Regions from separate parts of the Homo sapiens genome. Here region 1 is linked to region 2. Evidence: read pairs that join two places in POLR2A ChIA-PET (ENCODE). Cell type or tissue: B cell. All regions are shown on one strand. Each heading gives the region's core, and the rest is flanking DNA. Links, peaks and the distances in the headings are about the cores only.

Evidence for each region. Peaks named below come from ENCODE experiments on the same cell type or tissue, not always from the same donor. Only the 100,000 strongest peaks of a DNase experiment are listed, where the experiment ranks them.
Region 1: POLR2A ChIA-PET joins it to region 2 with 5 read pairs; 1 of 35 experiments calls an interaction of 5 or more read pairs at or near these places.

The regions. Positions count from the first base shown.
Region 1 is chr22:38,362,964-38,375,570 of GRCh38, reverse strand. The region is part of intron 3 of TPTEP2-CSNK1E (TPTEP2-CSNK1E readthrough); the gene reads left to right. It also overlaps the pseudogene TPTEP2. Among named protein-coding and RNA genes, the nearest start is that of TPTEP2-CSNK1E, 30 kb to the left of the region's middle. In B cell, for the core only: no CTCF peak of the experiment used is centred there; a DNase peak (open chromatin) is centred at 6,230; H3K27ac peaks cover 1,643 bases.
Region 2 is chr22:38,757,364-38,769,970 of GRCh38, reverse strand. No RefSeq gene overlaps it. Among named protein-coding and RNA genes, the nearest start is that of SUN2, 7.7 kb to the right of the region's middle. RefSeq lists enhancers at 8,401-8,450, 9,051-9,100, 8,931-9,755. In B cell, for the core only: no CTCF peak of the experiment used is centred there; DNase peaks (open chromatin) are centred at 8,760 and 11,260; H3K27ac peaks cover 765 bases.

The sequences.
Region 1 (12,607 bases), core at 3,332-8,331, 390 kb after region 2:
GGTGACTGGAAGTTGCCACAGCATGGAAGCACTCAGCCTGTGCAGCCCCTTCTGCCCCATCTGGATTGAATTGGCCCAGAGACAGGAGAGACTTCTCATTGCAGGGTGAAGGTAGGCAGAAGATCCCTGTCACCCCACTGCCATCACAAACACAAAGTCTTTACAACAGGAGAATCTCACAGTCTTTGCAAGCCCTCAGGCCAGTTTGGAGTATTGCCAAGAATTGACACAGCTGCATGTCCTGGACTAGGAGTACAAGGTGAAGACTTCCCACCCCCAGAGACTTAAGCTGCAGCAGCACAGCACCATCTTGAGACCAGAGTCATCTCTTGAGTGTGCCCTCCTCTGGGGGCAGTAGCCACTGTGCCTCTCCAGCACTGGAGCTTTATCTTCAGTACACCAAGCCCACATGGGTGGGTTAAAGCCACAATCCCAGCTGTGTGGAGGTTGGTCCCAGGACTGGCTGTAACTCAAGTAATGCATGCAGGGAAATCAACCCCCACCACCACACTTCCAGACAGAGGAATAATCTGCAGTCCCATCCAGGGTAAATTCACTCTTAAGACAGCCAAACCACTACATGCCCTCTCCCAAGTGGGAGAGGCCCCTAAGCCTCTGAGCAGCTGATACACCCCCAGGTCAACAGAGTGACTATGAGCCCATGCTCAGGACCTGAGAAACAGCCTTGCAGGCCCCATCCACCACAGACATGCTCCTGGCCTGCCCAGGAGCCCTCTGCCTTTAATAAGGGCCTGAGAAACAGTCCCACAGGCTGCCCCCAGCAGGCACACCACCGAGTGGGCCTTGCACCTGTCTCTCAGACCTGAGAGACAAGCAGCTGTGTATGCCCAAGTCTCAGGGCCAAGAAACAACCCTGGGAGCTTACTCTGGCCAGCAGACTGTCAGGCCAGCTAAGCAGCCACATACCTATGTCCCAGCTTGAGGAACAGCCCTTTAGGCCACCCCCGACAGAAACACTCCCAGGCCAACTAAGCAGCTGTGCGACCTTGCATGAGCCTGAGAAATAGTCCTGTATCCATTCCCAGCAGATGCACCTCCAGACCAGCCAATCAGCCATGAATGTCCATGTCCTGGACCTAAGAAAGAGCTCCATGGGCTACTCCCAGAAGACATGCCCTTAGGCCAGCCGAGCAGCCTCGTGTCCACATCCTGGCTCATAGAAGCAGTCCCCTGGGCTTCCCCTGGCAGGCACCACCCAGGCCAGCTGAGCAGCAGTGTGCCCACATCCTGAGCTAGAATAGCTCTATGGACTACCCCCAGCAGACACACATCCGGGACAGCTGAGAAGTCATTTGACTGTATCCCAGGCCTGAGAAACCCCCTTCTTGGCCAGCCCTGGCAAAGATATTTTCAGTCCAGCTTAGCAGCTATGCAGCTATATATTTGGCCCATGAGTTTCCCCCCAGCAGACTGGCCACAGGCCAGATGAGCAGCTGTGTACCCACATACCAGGTATGGGAAACAGCCCTTCAGGCCACTCCTGGAGTGCATTCTTCCAGGCCAGGCAAACAGCTGTGTGCCTGCATCCTGGGCCTGAGAAACTGTCCTGCAAAGCACATCTGGCAGTCATGCCCTGGTTGAGCAGCTGCATCCCCATGCTCCTGGCTAGAGTGACAGCACCATGGCCAGCCGCATAAAGCCATACTCCAAGTTTTCTGACCCACTGTGTGCCTGCACACACCCCTACCCTGCGAAACAGCCCAGTGAGCCCACCCCTGGCAAGGCTGCACCACCATCACTACAAACTTCCTTAACCTAGGCCACTGAGTAACTTGCAAATGTTACTAGTGTGGATCACAGCTGAATAAACTACATGGAGACTACACTTACTGCATCCATGTAGAACCAAGGCCAGTATACCCCAATGAACAGACATCCAAGACCCATTCATACAAATAAATTCATACAAGTAAACCTACTCCATAAAATTGGAAAAGGTGACTTTTTCACCAGATGCATAGAAATCAATTTAGAAACACAGCAACCGTGAAAATGCAAGAAAACATGTCACCTACAAAGGGAAATAGTAATTATCCAGTAATAGAACCCAATCATAAACATATGAAATGGCAGAAAAAAGAATAATCTTAAGGAAACTCAGTGAGATGTAAGGTAATACAGATAGACAAGTCAATGAAATCAGGAAAACATGATTTGAAAGAGAAATTTACTAAAGATACAGATATCATAAAAATAACCAAACAGAAGCCCTAAGAGCTAAACAGTTCAATGGATGAAATGAAAAAATACAATCAATGGCTTTACAGACAAGAATAAGCAGAAGAAATAATTTCTGAACTTGAAGACAAGTCTTTTGAAATAACAGGCAGGCAAAAAAGGATAAAAAAGAATGAAAAAAGCCTACAGGATTTATGGGACACCATTAATTTGATCAAATATTCATATTATGGGCATTCCAGAAGGAAAAGTGTAGAGAAAATATGAGGAAAACATATTTAATAAAATAGCATGAAACTTCCTAACTCTTGAGAGAAAGCTAGACATCTAGTTCCAGGAAGATCAAAGAACCCCAGATACATTCAACCCAGACATTATAGTCAAATTGTGAAAAATCAAAGACAAAGATATTTTAAAATAGCAAGAGAAAAGTAACACACTTATAATGGAATCCCCATTAGACTAACAGCTGATTTCCCAGCAGAAACCTTAGGCTAGAAGAGAATGGGATGATATATTCGAAGTTCTGAAAGAAAAAAAATCTTTCGGCCAAGAATATTATACCCAGCACAGCTATCCGTTACAAATGAAGACATAAAATCTGTCACAGATAAACAAAAACCAAGATAATTCATCACCACTAGACCAGCGTTACAAGAAATGCCCAAGGGAGTTTTACATCTGGAAGTAAAAAGATGATAACCACCATCATGAAAACATGCAAAACTTTAAAAGTCACTGTTAGAGTCAATACATAAAGGAGAAAGAGAAAGGAATGAAACCTTATCACTACAGAAAACTACCCAACTTCAAAAGTAAACAGGAAGAAAGGAATAAAACATATACAAAACAACCAGAAAACAATAAAACGTTGGAAGTAACTCCTCACCTACCAATAATAACTTTGAATGTTAATAGATTAAATACCCCATGAAGGATATAGACTTACTGAGTGGATTAAAAAATAAGATCCAACTATATTTTATCTAAAAGAAACTCACTTTACTGGTAAAGAAACACATAGACTGATAATGAAGGGATGGAAAAAGATATTCTGTGCAAATGGAAGCCAAAAGTGAGCAGGAATAGCTATACTTGTATCAGACAAAACAGAGTTCAAGTTAAAAACCATAAAAATTGACAAACAAGATTATTATGTAATAATAAAGGATTCAGTTCAGCAAGAAATATAATTGTAATATGTGTATAATTGTAAATATGTATGCACTCAAACACCAGATCACCTAGATATATAAAGCGAATATTACTGGATCTAAAGAGGGAGATAGACCCCATTACAATAAGAGTTGGGCACTTCGTATCCCACTCTCAGCATTGGACAAATCATCTAGACAGAAAATCAACAAAGAAACATCAGACTTAAACTCCACCATAGACCAAATGGACATAAATAACAAACATATACAGAACATCTCACCTAACAGCTGCAGAATACACATTCTTTTCTTCAGCACATGAAACATTATCCAAGATAGACCGTATGTTAGGCTACAAAACAAGTCTCAACAAATTCTATCAGGTATCTCATCTTACCACGATGAAATAAAACTAGACATTCATAACAAGAGGAACATTCAAAACTATACAGACATATGGAAATTAAACAACATGCCCTTGAGTTACAATGAGTGAAGAAAGAAATTAAGAATGAAATTTAAGAATTCCTTGAAACAAATGTAACTAGAAACACAATATACCAAAACGGGACAGAGCAGAAGCAGTTATTAAGAAGTATGTTTTTAGCTTCAACCATGTCCCTACAAAGGACATGAACTCATCATTTTTTCAGCAAACTATCGCAAGGACAAAACACCAAACATCACATGTTCTCACTCATAGGTGGGAATTGAACAATGAGAACACTTGGACACAGGAAGGGGGACATCACACACTGGGGCCTGTTGTTGAGTAGGGGGAGGGGGGAGGGATAGCATTAGGAGATAAAACTAATGTAAATGACGAGTTAATGGGCGCAGCACACCAACATGGCACATGTATACATATGTAACAAACCTGCACATTGTGCACATGTACCCTAGAACTTAAAGTATAAAAAAAAAAAGAAGTATGTTTTTAGCAATAAATGCCTGGATCAAAAAAACTAGAAAACTTTCAAATAAACCACTGAACAATTCTACCTCAAGAAACTAGAATATTAAGAACCAACCAACCCCCAAATTATTAAAAGGAAATAAATAATGAAGACCAAACAGAAATAAACAAATTTGAGGCAAAAATTACAAAAGGTTAACAACAAAAAGCAGGTTTAAAAAATATCAACAAACCATTAGCTAGACTAATTAAGAAAAAGGGAAGACCCAAATAAGTAAAATCAGAAACAAGGAAAAGAGACCTCATAACAGATATGACAGAAATAAAAATAATTATTAGAGACTATTATGAGCAACTCTACAATAAATTTGAAAACCTGGAGGAGGTGGACAAAATCCTTGACCCATACGACCTACCAAGACTAAACCAAGAAGAAATAGAAAAAAACCTGAACAGACCAAAAACAAGTAACGAGATTGAATCAGTAATAAAAAGGCTTTCAACAAAGTCCAGGACCTGATGGCTTCACCACTTAATCCTCACTTGTGAAAGGAAGAGTCATTTGCCACAGCAAACTTCATTGTTGTCCTATCTTAAGAAATTGCCTCAGCCACTCCGACCATTGGCAACCACCACTCTGATCAGTCAGCAGCCATGAACATGGAGGCAACGCCCTCCACCAGCAAAAAGACTATGACTTGCTAAAGGCTCAGGTGATCATTAGCATTTTTTAACCAATAAAGTAGTTTTTAATTAAGGTATGTACATAAGTTTTTTGAACATAATGCCATTGCAAACTTAACAGGCTACAGTGTAGGGTAAACGTAACTTTTATATGCACAGCAACCCAAAACATTAGTGTGAGTTGCTTAATGCAGTTTTTGCTTTATTGCAGTGGTCTGGAATGAAACCCACAATGTCTTTGAGATATGTCTATACACATTATTTATATATTATATATCTGTATACATATTCTTTTATATATCTTTATATACATATATATAGAAAGAGACAGAGAAAAGAAGATAAAAATATGCAAAATTCAGTGTTGGGAGTATCCATGAGGAAAGAGTTGCTGGTTAATGATTGTAATTTTCTTTCTTAAATATTAGGTCTTCCAGTGAGCTAAGTCATGTTTACTATATCCTTTAGATTCATGGGATTCTTGTTATTCAAATATATTTTTCATCACTATTTTGTGTAGCAAATATCTAAGGATACATTTTTGCATTTTTTTTTTTTGGTGGCTAAAGAATGTTAGAACGACTTTCCAAGTTTGAAGTTGGAGATGCTGAAAATGTTGCTTCATATGAGTAAGTCAGTTTGAAGTTTGAAAGGAGGGAGCTATTGATGGATCTCTTATCTTTAAACAGGGCTTCCGCTGAGGCAAGAAGGAAAAAGGGAAACTATGGAAAGATATCAAAATGTATGGGTGGGAGGGTACACCGTATTTACTCCAGTTGAATTCTTAGACAAGTATTATTTTGAAAAAAAATTCCATCCATTCAGAAATAAATGTTCTTCTAGCTTGAAAATGTAAAAAGTATTCTTAGAGGAAATTAATTCCATTAAAAGTTTTTTTAAAAAAAACAGGAATGCAGAATGCTACTTAACTCATCAATAGTGAACGTTTCTCATTTTTACTGGATATGGTGTGATTCCCAATTTTGTAGATTTTGCCTATGAGCAAATAGTATTGATAGCAAAAGCAAACATATTTTGCTGACTAAAGACCTCTTTATGCTCATTGGGATTTTATTCTTATTTGTTTCTAATCTCACTAGAGTACTTCCTGTTGCACTGACCTGAAGGCATTTTATCATGTACTTACTGTAATGAAACAATACATTCTTAAACTGGCTTGTGTCTGAACTGCAGACATATTCAGGAGATTTTTCTTCTGCTTCTTTCTTGCCCAGTTGTATAACCATTCACCAGCTTGTGTCAATGCTGGAGAGGAAGTACGGCCATAGAGGAAGTTAACTCACCATGGTTGTAAGCTGTTGGTGTCTAAACAAAGATTGGAAACAAAGAGGGCAAATACAAGTAGTTCTTCAAATTACCCTGAATTTGCCACTGAATTAAACTGTGTGTCTGCAGATTAGCTATACGTTTTCTGTAATGGAGCTGCCCAGGGCTGAAACAAAATTAGATTAAGCAAGGCAAGCATTTCCTTCTTTCCTGACTCCAAACAAAATAAAGCAGGTTTTCATTTTATTTTATTTTTAAATTACAAAGTCTCATTACGTAGATATAGGAGGAATTTGCAATAGTCCCTGTGAGAAATGCTGGTGTTTCATACCAGGGGGATGATACTGGATTTATAGTAAAAGCTGGAATCAGTGCTTGGCTTTGGCATATCATATATTCATTCACCTGATACTCAGCAAGTCACTAACCCTCTTTAACTTTCAGATTATTCAAATGTAAACTGGCTATAATGCAATCTATGTACTGGATATTGTATTGTAAAAAATTAGTAATAAAACGAAAATAACATGCAAAAATACTTCGAAAACTCTGTAGATCTGTAAATAGGTTTTATTCTAAAAACTGAAAATAACGTAAGAGGTCATTAAAGGAAAATCAGAAAATACAATCAACAAATCTACCCACATATAGTCATTCTTAAGCTTTGATGCATGCACTTCTAAGTTCTTCAAGCATATACTTTTTTTGTTTACAGATATGAGACCATACTTATTCTTTTGTAAATAACCTTATTAATGACATCATTTTTTTTGTTAATATATATTCATGTGCACTTACAACATTATTTGTAACAGTTGTGTGATATTTCATGGTGTAGATGTGCTATATATAATTTATTTAATAGTCAGATATTGCTGAACAATTAAGTTTTTTACAAGTTTTTAACTGTTACAAAAATGAATATATTTGAGGCTAAATCTCTGTATATTGTTGGTTATTTGCTTGTTATAAATTCTCAGAAGTGGAAATTCTGTGTCAAAGGGAATGATTGTGACGCTATTGATACTGATATGTGCTTTAACATCAAGATGCAAAGTGTACATTTCTCCCCTCCCACACTTAACACTAGCCATCATTGATTTCTCTGATATTAGTAAATATATTTGTTCTAATGCACGTTCTTTGACACACCTTCATTTATCCTTTTCTGTCTTTGGACTGAAAAGTTAAATCTATTGATCCTTTTTCTATTTTATGTAATATAAGCAATTTCTCCCAGGTTGTCTTGCTTTTCACTATATAAAAGCATTTCATCCTCATGTAATCAAATGTATCTGTACTTTTCTTTGTGATTTTGCCTTTAATGTTATTCTCAGAAAGTCCTTCTTACCCCAAGATTTTAAACATATTCACCAAAATTTCTGTTTTGAATTTATTTTCTTCATTTAAATAAAATATCTGCCCTGAATTTACTTTGTCTTAAGGTATAAAGTGTAGAAATTTACTTTTCTCCTAAGTGACTCATAGTTTTTTCAGCATGAACATGTCATCCCCCTGTATTGTCCTTACCCTGTTTTAGTGATCTAGAGGGAGCAGGAAGACCAGAGTCACTACAGTGTTTTTCGTGCTTTTCATCATGGCCACCTCCCTACCCCCAGAGTCTGCACAAGAGAAAAATGTGTCCAGTGGGAGAGATAGCACCTGCCTTCAATACAAATCCCATTTCATTAAACATGGTCTTGTTAGTGTCATGTAGCTTCCACCTTCTATTGATAAAAAATGAGTCATGTTCATAGTTAATATTTTTGCTTTTAATTCAACTTTGATATTAATATTGGAACTTTTAAGTGTTTTAAGGTTTAGTATCTCATATCTTTTTTTCTCTCTCTTTTTTTTTTTTTGAGCCGGAGTCTCGCTCTGTCACCAGGCTGGAGTGCAGTGGCGCCACTCAGCTCACTGCAACCTCCGCTTCCCAGGTTCAAGTGATTCTCCTGCCTCAGCCTCGTGAGTAGCTGGGACTACAGGCACGCACCACCACGCCCAGCTAATTTTTTGTATTTTTAGTAGAGATGGAGTTTCACCATGTTGGCCAGGATAGTCTCGATCTCTTGACCTCATGATCCACCCACCTTGGCCACCCAAAGTGCTGGGATTACAGGCGTGAGCCACCGTGCCTGGCCTCTATCTCTTTATTTTTGAATTGTCATTTAAATTTAGTTTTTGTCTCTCGTGTATAGCATGTAATGCCTTTAATTTCAAAGTTATCTGAGAGTATTTCTCAATATGCAGTATGAGAGTAATATGTTTGTATTTATGATTTCTGGTACGTTTGGTTTTATTTATCATCTTTTTCTTTATTAAAAATACTTTGATATTTTCTTTGTAAATTTGTCTATATTTTGCAATTAATTGATTTGTTTTTATCCCTTGCATTTTTTGTTGATATGCAAGTCAGAAGCCCATTTCTAGTCTATCAATGTTTATATTTAAATGTTTAGAAAACATAATTATACCATTTTATCCATCAATATCGAGAATAAAACTGGACTTGTACCTGTGAAAGATAAGAAATGCAACCTGCCTTTACTTCTATCTTCTTCCACACCTTGAATCCTAGTGTAAGAATGCCTAAAAATTCAAATCAATACTATTATTCATGATTTTATATTATCTTTACTTTCAGAATCATTTATTTACATTTTCACCTGCTACTTTTCTTTTATTATTATACTGTAAGTTCTAGGGTACATGTGCACAATGTGCAGGTTTGTTACATATTCGTGCATGTGCCATGTTGGTGTGCTGTACCCATTAATTCGTCATTTACATTAGGCGTATCTCCTAATGCTATCCCTCCCCCATCCCCCCACCCCATGACAGGCCCTGGTGTGTGATGTTCCCCTTCCTGTGTCCAAGGGTTCTCATTGTTCAATTCCCACCTGTGAGTGAGAACATGCAGTGTTTGGTTTTCTGACCTTGCGATAGTTTGCTGAGAATGATGGTTTCCAGCTTCATCCATATCCCTACAAAGGACATGAACTCATCCTTTTTTATGGCTGCTTATTATTCCATGGTGTATATGTGCCACATTTTCTTAATCCAATCTATCATTGTTGGACATTTGGGTTGGTTCCAAGTCTTTGCTATTGTGAATAGTGCTGCAATAAACATACGTGTGCATGTGTCTTTATAGCAGCATGATTTATAATCCTTTGAGTATATACCCAGTAATGGGATGGCTGGGTCAAATGGTATTTCTAGTTTTAGATCCTTGAGGAATCGCCACACTGTCTTCCACAATGGTTGAAGTAGTTTACAGTCCCACCAACAGTGTAAAAGTGTTCAGTTTCTCCACATCCTCTCCAGCACCTGTTGTTTCTTGACTTTTTAATGATCACCATTCTAACTGTCGTGAGATGGTATGTCATGGTGGTTTTGATTTGCATTCCTCTGATGGCCAGTGATGATGAGCATTTTTTCATGTGTCTGTGGGCTGCATAAATGTCTTCTTTTGAGAAGTGTCTGTTCATATCCTTTGCCCACCTTTTTATGGGGTTGTTTGTTTTTTTCTTGTAAATTTGTTTGAGATCTTTGTAGATTCTGGATATTAGCCCTTTGTCAGATGAGTAGATTGCAAAAATTTTCTCCCATTCTGTAGTTTGCCTGTTCACTCTGATGGTAGTTTCTTTTGCTGTGCAGAAGCTCTTTAGTTTAATTAGATCCCATTTGTCAATTCTGGCTTTTGTTGCCATTGCTTTTGTTCACCTGCTACATTTTTATGCTACATTAACAATTATTATTTAGACTTACCTAATTTTGAGTTTATATTATTTATCATCTTTTCTCTGTAAGTCATCTTCCTTATTTCTGTGTTCTTCATTTTGATTCATTGCTCAGCTGACTCAAGCACTTTGAGTAATTGTTTTTAGGAAAGGTACATGGAGGCTATGCTTCGTGTTGCTTCATGTTGGAGTATCTGTCTGTTGTTCCCGAGTGTGAACCGTACTTTTCCTGGGTATGGATTTACTGAGTCATAGTTATTTCCCTGCAAACTCTGCACATAACTGCTTGAAGCTGCATTTACATAGTATACCTTTTTAACCAAAAAAGTCTCAATTGTGTATTTACTTGGTATAGTTTCAGGGGACACTCAAACAGATTAAGGGGCTAAAGCCACCCAAGCCACTTCTTCATGCCTTCGTAATCTGTCAGACTTGGTTCTGTATGGTGACATTGTCAAGTGAGTTCAGATTTATGACATTTCCTTGATACCCAGAGATCTAGTAGACTGTGTGGGATCAGAGGTTCTTGTAGTAAGGGAATGGCAACTTGAGGAGAGAATTCACCTCTTTTGGCCAATTGATCCTCCATCTATATCAGCCTTAACTCTCCAAGCCTGGGTGGAGGTGGTGGGTCCAGGTGGAGAGGGGAAGATTAGAAGGATTGGGGATTTCCTTTATCTCAGGTTAACCTAACATCATTCATCAAAGGCCAATTTTGTTTTTTTTAACTTTTATTTTAGGTTTGGAGGTACACGTGAGGTTTGTTACATAGGTAAACTTGTGTCAGGGAGGTGTTTTTTTTTTTTTTTTACATATTATTTCATCATCCAGGTATTAAGCTCAGTACCCAAATAGTTATCTTTTCTGCTCCTCTCTCTCCTCCTGCCCTCCCCACTCAAGTAGACCCCAGTGTCTATTTCCTTCTTTGTGTTCATCAGTCCTTATGATTTAGCTACCACTGATAGGTGAGAACATTCAGTATTTGGTTTTCTCTTTCTGCACTAGTTTGCTAAGGATAAGAGCCTCCAGCTCCATCGATGTTCCCACAAAATACATGATCTCATTCTTTTTTTATGGCTGCATAGTATTCCATGGTATATATGTACCACATTTTCTTTATCCAATCTGTCATTGATGGGTACCTAGGTTGATTCCATGTCTTTGCTATTGTAAATAGTGCTGCAGTGAACATTCATATGCATGTATCTTTATAGTAGAATGATTTGTATTCCTCTGGGTATCTACTCAGTAATGGGATTGCTCAGTCAAATAGTTCTGCTTTTAGCTCTTCAAGGTATTGCCATAGTGCTTTTTACAGTGGTTGAACTAATTTACACTCCCACCAACAATGTGTAAGTGTTCCCTTTTCTCTGCAACCTTGCCCGCATCTGTTATTTTTTGACTTTTTAGTAATAGCCATTCTGACTGGTGTGAAATGGTATCTCATTGTGGTTTTGATTTGCATTTCTCTAATCTGTGATATTGAGCTTTTCTTCATATGCTTGTTGGCCACATGCATGTCTTCTTTTGAGAAATGTCTGTTCATGTCAAAGGCCAATTGTCAGTGCCCCAGTTCTGCTCAGTATCTGCCCTCTTTGTTCTCCAGTCTTAGGCACAGGCTGTGAGCATTGTCTTAGGATTCATGGCTCTTGGGGTGGAATTTGAGTCCTGTGTTGGAGGCTTCAGTATGACAGAAACTTCCTGAAGACTTCTCCTACTGAAGCCTCCTGTGTTGGAGGCTTCTCCTCCTGAAGAGCTTCCAACACAGGAGGCTTCAGTAGGACAAAAAAAATTGTTCCTCATGAGCTACCTTGTCTCCAGCCATAAGGTAAAATGAGGCATTATTGGAGGCTCCATCAAACAGGTTCTCCTTCCTTTGATTAATGGAAGGAGCCCAGTCTTTCGGGTGTTTCTCCTTTGAAGTATATCTTACTAAAATGTCTTACCTCTGAAGTTCATTTGCAACCTCATATGCGACTCTTGCTAATGTATATCTGCTCACTAGGTGTCTAGTTTGAGGGGATGACAAGAGCATCATTTACTCCCTATGCTCATTCCTGAAACCTTATTTTATTGCAGTGGAAACTGAGATCTGGCCAAAGTTTGATGATTTGCCCAGGCTGGCATTAAAATACAGTTCTCTTCTACCACCCTTTTCTGTCTTCATGCTATACTCCTTGAGATGATGACCACAAGTTTAAGTTTAGTATTGCCATAAAGTTGGGGTTGGGGCTTTGCATGCAATGGAAATGTTACTAAACATCCAAAGTTTACTGTCTTCTGGATAGCATAGTAAACAAGTAAAATACTCATGGAGCAGGAAGAATAACATTTTAGCTATTAGTAAAAAGCATTTTGTTATACAACTTCTGAATAATTTTCTTTTAAAATTATATTTATAAGGGCCTTTGTTTTTTGGTTAAATTTACAATATATGTTAGAAGAAATCTGATTAATTTTATTTTTACTTCTTTTTGCAGCAGTAAGATTAAGAAAATTGTGCATTCAATTGTATCATCCTTTGCATTTGGGTATGTGAGACACAGAAAACACCATGTATTAAATATATCTGAGACTTGGCTGGGTGTGGTGGCTCACGCCTGTAATCCCAGCACTCTGGG
Region 2 (12,607 bases), core at 6,640-11,639:
TAGCGCTGAAGACGGGGCTGGGCGAGACACATGTGTTATTGGGCCCACAGTGGGGAGCCACGAAGGGCCTCCTGCAGGAGAGGGATGCCACAGGGCCAGGCCTGAGGAACACAGGCCCCTTCTTCCAGGTCTGAGGGCCGGTAACCTGCTCTGCCAGTAAGGGATGGAGCTGGGCCTCAAGCTATGCTATAGGCACGGAGAGCAGCAGCCTCCTAAGTCAGCTCCCACTTACTTCTTGCCTGATGATAACCAGAGGGACCATGCTGGTTAGCGTGGCCTAACCTCCCAGCCAACAGTTTATCCACTTCCCTGGACAAAACCCAATGCTTCAACCTGACCTGCGAGGCCCAGCATGGCCTGGTCCCACCACCTCTCAGCAGGGCCCAGCTCTAATCCTCAAGTCTGGGGACCCAGGATCAGTGAGGTCCAAACCAAGTTGGCAGAGCCACCAAGCCAGGCCCCACCCAGCTCCACTTCCACATCAACAGGGGTGACCAGCATGACCTGCAGGACCTCCAGTGAGGGAGGATACTGTGGCCTCGGGTCAGCCAATTCCCCCCTCAGCCCCCAGCCCACGCTCCCTGTCCCCAGCCCTGTCCTCTCTGACCTCATCTCCACCTTGCAGTCCAGAAGTCTTGGGTACCCAACTGAGGCTGACTGTGACATGCCCCAAACACAGGCAGGCCCTCTTCAAGCCCAGGAGGTGAGGGCCTGGGTCGGGGGACCCTCTGGCTCTGCCATGGGCTTGCTGTGTGTCTCTGGGGCCAGCCGCCCCCTCCCTGGGCCCATCTCTTGTCTATGCCCCAAGGGACCCCTTTACGGTGCACTGTTCAGCAGAACGTTGGGAATCCCTGCACCCCTGCCCCTCTGGATAATACAATCCTCCAATCCTGCCCTGGCCGCATCCTGCTATTTCTCCAAGATGAGCTCCTTCCTCCACCACGCAGTCTCGCTGCAGCCGGCGGCGCAGGGCGACCTCTCATGGCCACATGTGGGCATAACGTGGCTCATCAACGGGGCGCTGGGAGGACACTGGGAGGGCTGGCCAAGCCCTGGGAGGACTTGGGGGAGACACTGGGAGGACTGCAGTTGAGGGGGCCTGCTGGGAGGGTGCTGGGGGGCTCACCTCACCCTTCTCTGAGGCTCAGCCTCTTCACACTCATTGGGCCCAAGTGAGAAAAGGTGTGGTGGCTTCGAGTCAGGCCTGACTTCCTTCTGCTCTTCAGTCACAAATATTTATTAATTAATTATTTATTTATTTATTTATTTATTTATTTATTTATTTTCTTGAGACAAAGTCTTGCTCTGTCACCCAGGCCAGGGTGCAGTGGCGTGATCAGCTCATTGCAACCTCCCCCTCCCAGGTTCAAGCGATTCTCCTGCCTCAGCCTCCCTAGTAGCTGGGATTACAGGCACCTGCCACCATACCCGACTAATTTTTGCATTTTTAATACTAATGGGGTTTCACCATGTTGACCAGGCTGGTCTCAAACTTCTGACCTCAGGTGATCCACCCACCTCAGCCTCCCAAAGTGCTGGGATTACCGGCATTAGCCATCGCATCCAGCCAGTCCAAGGCTTCTTGACTAGGGCAGCTGAGGTGGAGGCTCCCCCACCTTCTCGCCACTGCGCCCAGCCACAAATATTTATTGAGCACCTGCTGCATGCCCTACCTGTGTAGGTCCTAGAGCAGCCACCTCAGAGCAGGCAGGTCCGCACCTCGCTGCACCTGCAGGCCTGCGGGCTTCAGCTCCTCCTCTTCCCACTCCGAGCTCACCCCATGTTGCCGCTCAGTATTGCCGGTCTCACAGGGCCCCTGAGGGCAGAGGGGAAGGTGCTCAGGTCCTGTCCAGGGAGACACCTGGGACCTGGTGGTCCCATTGGCAATCATCACCCACCTCTTCCTCCCACTGCTCTTGCCTCCACACTCCGAGGCCCCTCCTTTCAGAAGGTTATTCCAAGAGCTCCCACCTGGGTGCCCAAATCTCATTGCCCCAGTGCTGCTGTCCATGCTGGGTGCCTCTCTGGGAGCTCGTGGGAGTGACTGGTTCATCCTCTTCCCCCAGGGGATAAGATAATGGAATTGGATGGGGAAGCTCTGGGGAACACTCCAACATTCCCTCCACAGCATCTTCGGATTCTTCACTTAGGTTTGCCTAAAGTGGGGCAGTTCTGAGCTCCCTGCAGGGGAAGGGGGCTCCCTACCCGCTGTAGGATGCACAGGCCCCAGCATCTGCGTTTAGGGAAAATGCAGGCAGGGCCAGCCCCTCTTGGCATCCTTTTTGTGGCTGGGAGTGTCACCTATAGAACAGAGTCCACCCCACCCTGCAAGCCTACAGTCACCCTGAAAAGGGACCCTGGCCTGCTCCGTACCGCCCCCTCCTCCTCAAAAAACAACCCCCTCCCAGGAGCGTCCCTCTAGAACCGCGTACAGCTGTGGGTGCACCTGAGGAGGCAGGGCGGGGAAACAGCGGCCAGGTGCGCTGCCAGGATCATACAGCTAATGTGGCCAAGCAGACAAGTAAGTCCAGAGCAGGCTCAAAGCCTCGTGTTCTTGAGGGATCCAGGCCCATTTCCCCCAACTGTAGAATGGCCTGCCTGTGGGCTGTTTGGGGAAGGAAGCCAGGGGAGGAAGGGAGGTGGGCATGTGCACAGCCCTGAGCCATGTTCTCACTGTGGCCTATCCACAGCCCCTCAAGGCAGACGTCACTACCCCACTTTTAGCAGGTAAAGGAGCGAAAGCCCCGGGAGGTGAAGCTGCGCCCATGGTCTGTCTGGAAGGTGTCCCTGGGGCTGTGGAAGGCGTGCCGCGGTGGCCCCTCCACCCAGGACCAGCAGTGGCCATCCCTGGCCTAGCATGAGTGCCCCTGCCCTCTGCCAGGGTATCCTGACGTCAGTGGGACTCCGGAGCAGAGGGCCAGGGAGGGAATGGGCCATGCAGCTAGCTATGTTTGGGAGTGTTCCAGGCAGGTGGATCACCTGAGGTCGGGAGTTCAAGACCAGCCTGACCAACATGGAGAAACCCCTCCTCTACTAAAAATACAAAATTAGCCAGGCGTGGTGGCACATGCCTGTCATCCCAGCTACTCAGGAGGCTAAGGCAGGAGAATGGCTTGAACCCGGGAGGCAGAGGTTTCGGTGAGCGAAGATCGCGCCATTGCACTCCAGCCTGGGCAACAAGAGCGAAACTCCATCTCAAAAAAAAAAAAAAAAGAAAAAAAAGAGGAGCGACCTGAAGCAGGACTAAAGAGACTATAAGGACATTACGTGATTATGTGAGTCCTGGTGTGACCCCACAAATCCCTCTTCTCTGCACCAGAGGACAGCCCTGCGGGGTCTCACTCACTGGGAACCCCATGCCTGGCACAAGATAATGAAAGCAGTCAATGGCCATGCCCTTCTCTTGGAGAACAGAGGCCCAGAGAGGAATATGGACTGAGCCAACATCCTTCCCTGAGTTCAGGGTGCACATGGGGCCATGTCTGCTGACAGCCCTTCGGCCTTTCCACGAGACCCGAGCCTATGAGACATCAATCCCCCTTCCCTGGGCCCAGCCTGGCCAACCACTGCCCCAAGACTGGGGTGGGCCCGGGTCCACCGGAGCTCCTCAGCCAAGCTATGCCCATGACTCTCCCAGCTGCCCCTAGGGGGAGACAGACTCGCCTGCTGTGCCTGGGTCGGAAGGATTCCCGCTGCTCATCCTCATCCTGGATACAGGTGGCAGGCGCCAAGCCAGGGTGAGTCACAGGGCAGCTGGCCAGGCCAGTTGTCTTTTTTTTGTTGTTGTTGTTTTTTCTGTGGCAGCAGAATCCCTTTTTTCAAATCAATTTGCCCAGGGAACCCCAGTGTGTCAACCAGAGCAGAACAGCTCTAGTCGAAGTAGGGGGAGTCGGCAGGGATCCTGTCCTCAGATCTTAGGGAACATTCTGGCAAACTGCTGTCTGGCCACCTCCTCATTCTACCTGTGGGCCAGTGAGGCTCAGAGAGGTTTGGGCTTTGAGTAGTTGGTCAGAATGGCTGGCAAGCAACCAGCCCACCTACCTGTAGCCTGTCCTAGAGCACTGGATGAGAGCAGGGGCTACTGACTCCCAGCTCATTGGGTGGCCCCTGAGCCCCACTGAGCCCCACTGGAGTCCCCTGTGGCCCCTTCCCCAGGTTGACAGAGCCTTTCCCAATCTGAGCACTTCCAGGGTGACAGTGGCTGCAAGGGCTACATGGTGAGCCCCCCACTGTTACCCCAAGTGGCCTGGGGGAGCCCCTTTCCTACCTTTTCTCCAGGAACCTTCAAGGTCCCAAGGCCTAGCAGAGCTCCTCAGGAGTCTGTGTGTGTGTGTGTTTCGATGTATCCAAGTGTGTCTGTGTGTCTCTAATGTATGTGTGTCTATGTCTTTGTGTATCTCTGTATGTGTCTGTGTGGGGTGTGTGTGCACCTGTGTCTGGAGGTGAACAGAAACCCCTCTTCGTCTCTCCTGAGCGCTGAGAGAGCAGGTGAGAGCCTCCCCTGGGGTGTTCTGTCCTCTGTCACCGTCCATGACCTGGTGATGTCTATGAACCACCACAAGTGAGGTTCCCAGGACTTTAGACACAGACTCAGAGTCTTAGGCCTGGGGAGGGCCCAGGGATACTCAGCCCCACCCCTTCTTGATGCTAAAATGTGCGGCACAGATTATTCATTGAGTCATACTATTTTATTTTATTTTATTTTATTTTATTTTATTTTATTTTATTTTATTTATTTATGTTTCAGACACAATCTTGCTCTGTCGCCCAGGCTGGAGTGCAGTGGCATGATCTCGGCTCACTGCAACCTGCACCTCCTGGGTTCAAGTGATTCTCATGCCTCAGCCTCCCGAGTAGCTGGATTACAGTCGCCCACCGCCACGCCCGGCTAATTTTTGTACTTTTAGTAGAGATGGGGTTTCACCATGTTGGCCAGGCTGGTCTCGAACTCCTGACCTCAAGTGATCTGCCCACCTTGACCTCCCAAAGTGGTGGGATTACAGGCATGAGCCACCACACGCAGCCAAGTCATAATATTTTAAATGATTTTTTAAAAATCATTTGAAATAAAAATAATTTCATTTAACCTTCGTAGTAACCCCACAAACACTCTTGTCCTCTGAGAGGTGGGTGGCTGATGAGGTCCTGTAACGCATAAGGGGCAGCTTCTGTGGACGAGGTTCCACTCCCACACCTGAGGCATGGCTGGTGGGGTCGGGGTGGCCATCCTGCTGCAGGGACAGTCCCCTTCTAGTTCTCACCAGGGCAGAGGGTCACTGAGGCTGAGGCCAGGGTGGCTTCAGTTAGAGATCCCTGTGGCCCCGATACCCAGCGTCCTTCCTGAGGGTTGGGACAGCATCGTCCACCCCAAGGACTAAAAAGCAGGGGGTGTTTCCGGCCGGGCACAGTGACTCACGCCTGTAATCCCAGCACTTTGGGAGGCTGAGGTGGGTGGATCACGAGCTCAGGCATTCAAGACCAGCCTGGCCAACATAGTGAAATCCCGTCTGTACTGAAAATACAAAAATAAAAATAAAAAATTAGCCAGGCGTGGTGGTGGGAGCCTGTAATCCCAGCTACCCCGGAGGCTGAGGCAGGAGAATCACTTGAACCTGGGAGGCGGAGGTTGCAGTGAGCCAAGATTGCGCCACTGCACTCCAGCCGGGATGACAGTGCGAGACTCCGTCTCAAAACAAAAAAAAAAGCTGGGGGTGTTTCCAACAGCCAAAGCCGGGATTGTTTTTCAGCTGCCTGGGGTTCTTTCCCCAGCTGCCCAGCCTGGCATCTTTTCCAGCACAAGAGTGTGGAAGGAGGAGTGTCCCCAACCCCTGTCCGGTGGAGTAGTGTTGCCATCGGACGTGGACCAAGCCAGGCCTCCTGCCCACTGTCGCCAGCTTGACCTTCAGGGTCACTCTGCTTCACAGACAGGAGGACTCCCCAAAGACTGCGTGAAAATCAGCCTTTGTTTATAACACGCTCGCGAGGCTAATAATGAAAAATGAGAGAAGGTGGGGGAGCCTCCACCTCAGCTGCCCTGGTCAAGAAGCCTTGGACTGGCTGGGCGCGATGGCTAATGCCTATAATCCCAGCACTTTGGGAGGCCGAGGCTGGTGGATCAACTAAGGTCAGGAGTTCGAGACCAGCCTGGCTGACATGGCGAAACCCTGTCTGTACTAAAAATACAAAAATTAGCTGGGTGTGGTGGCACATGCTTGTGATCCCAGCTATTCGGGAGGCTGAGGCAGGAGAATCGCTTGAACCCGTGAGGCGGAGGTTGCAGTGAGCCAAGATTGTACCACTGCACTCCAGCCTGGGCGACAAAGCGAGACTCTGTCTCAAAAAAAAAGAAAAAAGAATCTTTTCCCCTCAAGTCCAACAGAGCTTAAAGGTGAAAAAAAAAAAAAAAAAAGGCCAGACGCGGTGGCTCACGCCTGTAATCCCAACACTTTGGGAGGCCGAGGTGGGCAGATCACAAGGTCAGGAGATCGAGATCATCCTGGCTAACACAGTGAAACCCCGTCTCTACTCTCTACTAAAAATACAAAAAATACAAAAAAAAAAAATTAGCTGGGCGTGGTGGCAGACGCCTGTAGCCCCAGCTACTCGGGAGGCTGAGGCAGGAGAATGGTGTGAACCCAGGAGGCGGAGCTTGCAGTGAGCCGAGATTGGGCCACTGTACTCTAGCCTGGGAGACAGAGCGAGACTCCGTCTCGAAAAAAAAAAAAAAAAAAAGAAAAAAAATCTTCCCCCAGCGGACCCAGTGGAGTTACCAGGATGTAATCAATTCCTCCAGAACAAGTGGTGACAACACGGGACACCCAAAAGAGACTCAGTGCCCGGGGTTCAGCCCAGGGGCTGGTTCATGGGCACCCTCTGCCTGGCACGTACCGGAATTCCAGCCCCCCAGAAGGAAAGCCGGCGTGCATCGTGGACACACTGTGTGTAGAAACAGTTCTGGCACTGTGAGCTGGTCTTCTTAGGGAATGGTGGGAATCCTCCCAAAATCCAGCTTCCCAGATGCCAGCCCAGGGCCAGCCTTGCAAGCAGGCCTTTGTCTCCAGCCTGCTACATTCATTCTTTTCTACACAGTTAGCGGGGAAGGAGGGGAGGGGAGGCCATGAGGCAGAGGGGCAGATAGAGGCCGTGTCACGGGGGCCTCCAGGCCATGGACTTGGCCGTGGGGCTGATGAGCCATGCACGGATGATCGGCTGCAGGCAGGTGGCCGGGTCCAGCCCCTGCTTCAGGAACATCCGCCTGGCAGCTTTGTGGAGGCTGGAGCGGAGAGGAGGGGAGGGGGCAGCCAGGAAGCTGCAGAAACCATCCAGAGTCAAGTTCAGGGATTGAAGCTCACTGGAGAAGAGGACAGCGTAGCAAGAGGCCCCATGGGGGCAGAAGGCCCGTCTGTCTTGGAGGAGGAGGCGGGGCTGTGCCAAGGGGGTCCCAGGGGGAACGGTTTGAGCCTGTGGGAGGGAGAGGGGGGCACAGGATCCAAAAAGCATGTCCTGGGCAGGACTTGGGTGGGCATGGGGTGGGGGCAGGAACCTGGCGCTGAGGGAGCTGAGGAGGGGTGGGGGCTGGCCTGGGGAGAGGCCAGAAGGAGAAGATTAAGAAATTGCCTGAATTACAAATCACCGCAGCCACCTTGGCCCTAAGAGCCAAGCCGTTGAGAATCAAACAGAGGAGGATGGGGTCACCGAGAAAAGAACCTGGGCACAGAAAAGGAGGCGAAAACAGGGGAGCTCCGAGCACCCCAGACTCAAAGAAGAGAGGGAAGACCATGACCCAGGGGACCCTCAGAGCCCGTGTGGCCCAAGCTCGGGAAGCCAGTCCAGGGAACAGAGGAGAGGTCGCCAGAGCAGGCATCAGTTCACACACAGACACACACTTGCACACACATTCACACAAACATGCACACACATTTACACACATATTCACACACATACACATTCACACATTCACACAAACATGCACACACATTCACACACATAATTCTCACACATTCACACACGCACACTCACACATTCACAGTCACACACTCGCACACACACATTCACACACACTCCCCACACACACTCCCCACACACACTCACACTCATACACACACACTTGCACACAGTCACACAAACATGCACACATTCACACACATAATTCTCACACATTCACACAATTCTCACACATTCACACACACTCGCACACATACATGCACACATACATTCACTTTCACTCCCACACACTACCCCACACACACATACATATTCACACACTCGCACACACATTCACACACACTCCCCACACACACTCACACTCATACACACACACATTCACACACTCTCATACATACACTCACACTCACACACACTCTCACCTTCTCACACCCACCTGGAGGTGAGCCTCTCCTGGACATGGAGGGGAGGGGACAGCCCTGGTCCATGGCTCAGTTGATCCTGCCCCACCGTCCCTCCCTTCAGCATCAACAAGGTGCCCTCTCCAGCCCACAGCTCCTGGCCACTATGCCCTACCGCAGAGCCACTTCCTGCGTCTCAAGCCCCTGAGGCCCCGGGCTGGCAGCCGCAGGCCGTCCTGCATATGACGCACAGGTGCATGGACAGGGCCCTGGGAGGTGCCGCCCGACGTGCTTGACTGCAGAGCCGAGTCAAGCCGAGCTGGGCAGCTGCCCACATGCAGCTATGTGCCATCAAGGCCACCCACCCAGACTCCCTACACCTGGATCCCTCTGGCTGTCGGGAAGCACCGTCCCCAGGGAAACAGAGGCACTGGGGGAGGGGCAGTGGGCACAAAGGAGGACTGAATGAACTGGGGTCCCAGGTTCAAATGCCCTCAGCCATAACCAAGGCCCACCAGCCCTCCGGCTTCCCTGGGGACCACCCTCAGTGACTCACTGCGTACAGGCTGCAGTGCTGACAGCTGGGTGCTGAGTGTCCCTGCATGGGAAGCACACAGGCCACACCCACAGCAACACTGCTGTGAGAACTGAAGGCCTAGAGGGTCCTCCCACCTCCTCTGCCTCCACAGACACCTGGCAGGGAAGGGAGCAGGACAATTACTCCCCCTGCTCTACAGACAAAAAAGCCAAGACCAGAGCAGGGGTTGGGGGCTGCAGCCCTGCAGGAGGGAGAGGTGGGTAGACCGGGGAGTTTTTACTGGGGTCGGGGGCACTCGGGTTGTGCTATGGCGTTCCAGCTAGCCCAAGGGACAGAGCTGGAGGTTGCAGTGACAGGGCTGGATGGCCAGAGGCGGCTCTGCCAGCTGTCTCCACGCAGGGGGCCTGGTTCATCTGGCAGCTTCCCCACCAGTGAGCTGAGCGCTCTCGCTGCTATCCCCTCTGCCTGGTACTCTTGTCCCCTCTGTCCCCGGCTCCTCCTCTTGCCCTTTCTTTCTCCAGAGGTCTCTTTCTCCAGCAGCTTCTCTGACTCCCCAAGTCTGGTTACGAGAGTCAGGGCCAGACCAACTCTCCACTAGGCACAGCAGGCCCAGGGCCAGGGCCATGAATTTTCAGGGGCCGACATAAATGTTTTAATTATTTGTTTAATCAGAAGGGAAAAAAATGGATATAACCTAGCCGGCTTGTGGATACTGACATAGTTGCAAAACACAATACTTAATACTTTTTCTGGAGGAGGGGGCCCATGAAAGTCACACTGGGTCCCTTTGAGCCCTGTGTCCCTCCTGGGCACGAGTCTGAAGTGTTGTGATGATCGGCTCACATGACTGCCTTCTCCACCAGACAGTGGGCCCCGGGAGGGCAGGGGCATGTCTTACATTGTCAGAACAGGCAAGCGGTAAGTATTTGCTAAATAAATAAATGCTTATAAATAAAAAAAAAATAGCCTTGATTGCTAGTTAGTGACAGTTAGCAATCCTTGCCCAGGGCCAGGCACTGTACTGAGCTCCCATGACACAGACACATTGATATCATCCCCGTTTTACAGATGAGGACATCAAGACAATGAAAGGTTAAACCTGCCCACGTCGTTCACCAGGAGTGTCTGCATTCCAAGCCTGCTCTCTGGACCACTGGCCCAGAATGTCCCCACAGAAGGTGGAGCACCTGGTGGATGTATGAAGAGGCTGAGTCCAGGAGGAACACCCTGGACATGGGGCAAGCAGGCTATGTCAGCCCCTGAGTTCTGGCCCATGGATCGGTGCCCTCGGGAGCTCCAGCGCTGCCCCAGCCTCCCTTGTGAGTGTACAGCCAGCTCAGGCCTTCCTCCATGTGGGCAGCACACACTCAGCCAGCTACTGTGCTCAGGGTGTTGGTGACAATGACGGCTAATTGGAGCTTACACCTACCGAGTGCCAGCTGACTGCAACCTCTGCCTGCCGGGTTCAAGCAATTCTCTTGCCTCAGCCTCCCAAGTAGCTGGGATTATAGGCATATACTACCATGCCCAGCTAATTTTTTTGTATTTTTAGTAGAGACAGGGTTTCACCATATTGGCCAGGCTGGTTTCGAACTCCTGACCTCAGGGGATCTGCCTGCCTTGGCCTCCCAAAGTGCTGGGATTCCAGGCATTCATCACTGCACCCGGCCAAAAGATTAGAATGTCATCAGGCAGAGAAACAAGGAAAGGCGTTCCAGGCTGAGGCACAGCCTGAGTAAGGGCTCAGGAGTAGGAGAGGCCTTGGGGTGAGGCCCCAGGAGTGCAGGTGAGGCCTGCAGGAGATCTGCGTCTGCAACCACACTGGGGAGCTGGTGATTTAAGACTGGGAAGCTGCAGTCAGGCAGTCGCTCGATGAACGTTTATTGAGCATTTATTAGGAGCCAGGTACTGTAATAGGTGTGGGGGACAGAGGTGACTAAGGCACAGTCACCCATAAGAGTCTGGCCAAATCTCTGCATGCCTAAGACTGTCCCCCTCAGTCAGGGACCCACGTTGTGTTCCTGGCACCCTAGCTGACCCACTTTGTAACCTGGATCCCACGCCTGCACTCCTCAGAGTAGCCTTCTTCCATAAAATGAGTTTAACTGCGGTTGTCACCTGGTGATGGAGCTCTTTGAGCTCTTAGGATGAAAGATTCTGTAAATACGCAGCCTTTGTCACCAGACTGGGTGGGGTGGAATAGGGAGCCCACATCAGATCCCCAAGGGTGCAGAGAAACAGCCCCCGGGAGTTGGAGGGAGGGTCGGTCGCCAAGCTCCCCTGAGGTTACCGCCCTCTGACAGCTGCCAAGCGAGTTCCTGCAGCCAGAATGCCTGACATGAAAGTCCCCCGCCCCCGCCAAGGCCTGCCTGTGATGGTTAAATGACAGACGCCGACACCCTGGCTGCTGACTGATGCTGACAGCAGGGAGGGAGATGTGGAGCTGGCCTGGGTTGCAGGCAGGTGACTGGAGGCTCTTCCTTAACTCGTGTTCATAGGACGCTGAACACCCACCACGACCTGTCACTGTCCAGTGTCCATGGGGGAGGCAGACAGGCACACAGCACATTCCACCATCACGTGGGGTGTTAGAGGGGAGGCCCTGCTCTCTGGCAGCACAGAGAAGCCCACCTGACAGATGATGGGTCCAGGACAAACCAAGGGCCCAACCTCCTCCCGTCTCCCCGCAAAGATCATGGTGATAAAACCCCTTTGGGATGAAGTAGTTCAGAAGTCCTTTGCCCATGTGACCCTCATGCAAGAGAAAATGAAGGCCAGAGAGCCCCATTGACTTGTCCAAGGCCACAGAGCTCATTGGTGTGGCACACAGGACACTTATTATTATTCTGATTCCTTGGCTTGTGGCTTCATCACTCCAATCTCTTCCTCCATGGTCACATTGCCCTCTGCTCGTCTTCTCTGCCTCTCTTTGGTTTTTTGTTTGTTTTGAAACAGAGTCTTGCTCTGTCACCCAGGCTGGAGTGTGGTGGCTTGATCTTGGCTCACTGTGGCCTTGACTTCCCAGGCTCAAGCTATCCTCCCACCTCAGCCTCCTGAGTAGCTGGGATTACAGGTACACACCACCATGCCCAGCTAATTATTTTCTTTTTTTGTTTTTCTTTTTTAGAGATGGGTGGTGGGGGGGGGGGGTCTCACTAATTTGGCCAGGCTGGTCTCAAACTCCTGAGCTCAAGCAATCCACCTGCCTCAGCCTCTCAAAGTGCTGGGATTACAGGCGTGTGCCACAGTGCCCAGCCCCTATCTTTCTCTTAAAGGGTTACTTGTGTTACACTTAGGGCCCACCCTGATAATCTAGGATAATCTCATTTCAAAATCTTTAGTCACATCTGCAAAGTCTTTGCATGTAGATAACAGTCACAGATTCCAAGCATTAGTACCGAATTCCTGTAGCGACCATTATTCTGCCTGCTCCCAGCCCCCAGAGGATGCAGAGTTTAAGAGGGGCCTGCCTTCAGTCAGCCTGTGGGCATGAGCCTCACATATCCACTCAGCACATCCTGGGAGGGGACCTGGACTCCCCCCCGACCCCAGCAAGGCCAGACCCCCCTGTCTGCCAGGACCCCCGGAGAGGGGGAAGCAGGCTGTGCAATGGAGGAGGTAGGATGTGGCAACTCCATAGAAGTGGTTAGGACAGAATTCTGGAGTTGCGCATCCCAGAGATGAGGAGTCAGAGAGGCCCTTCCCCTACCTGGATGCTGCCCCT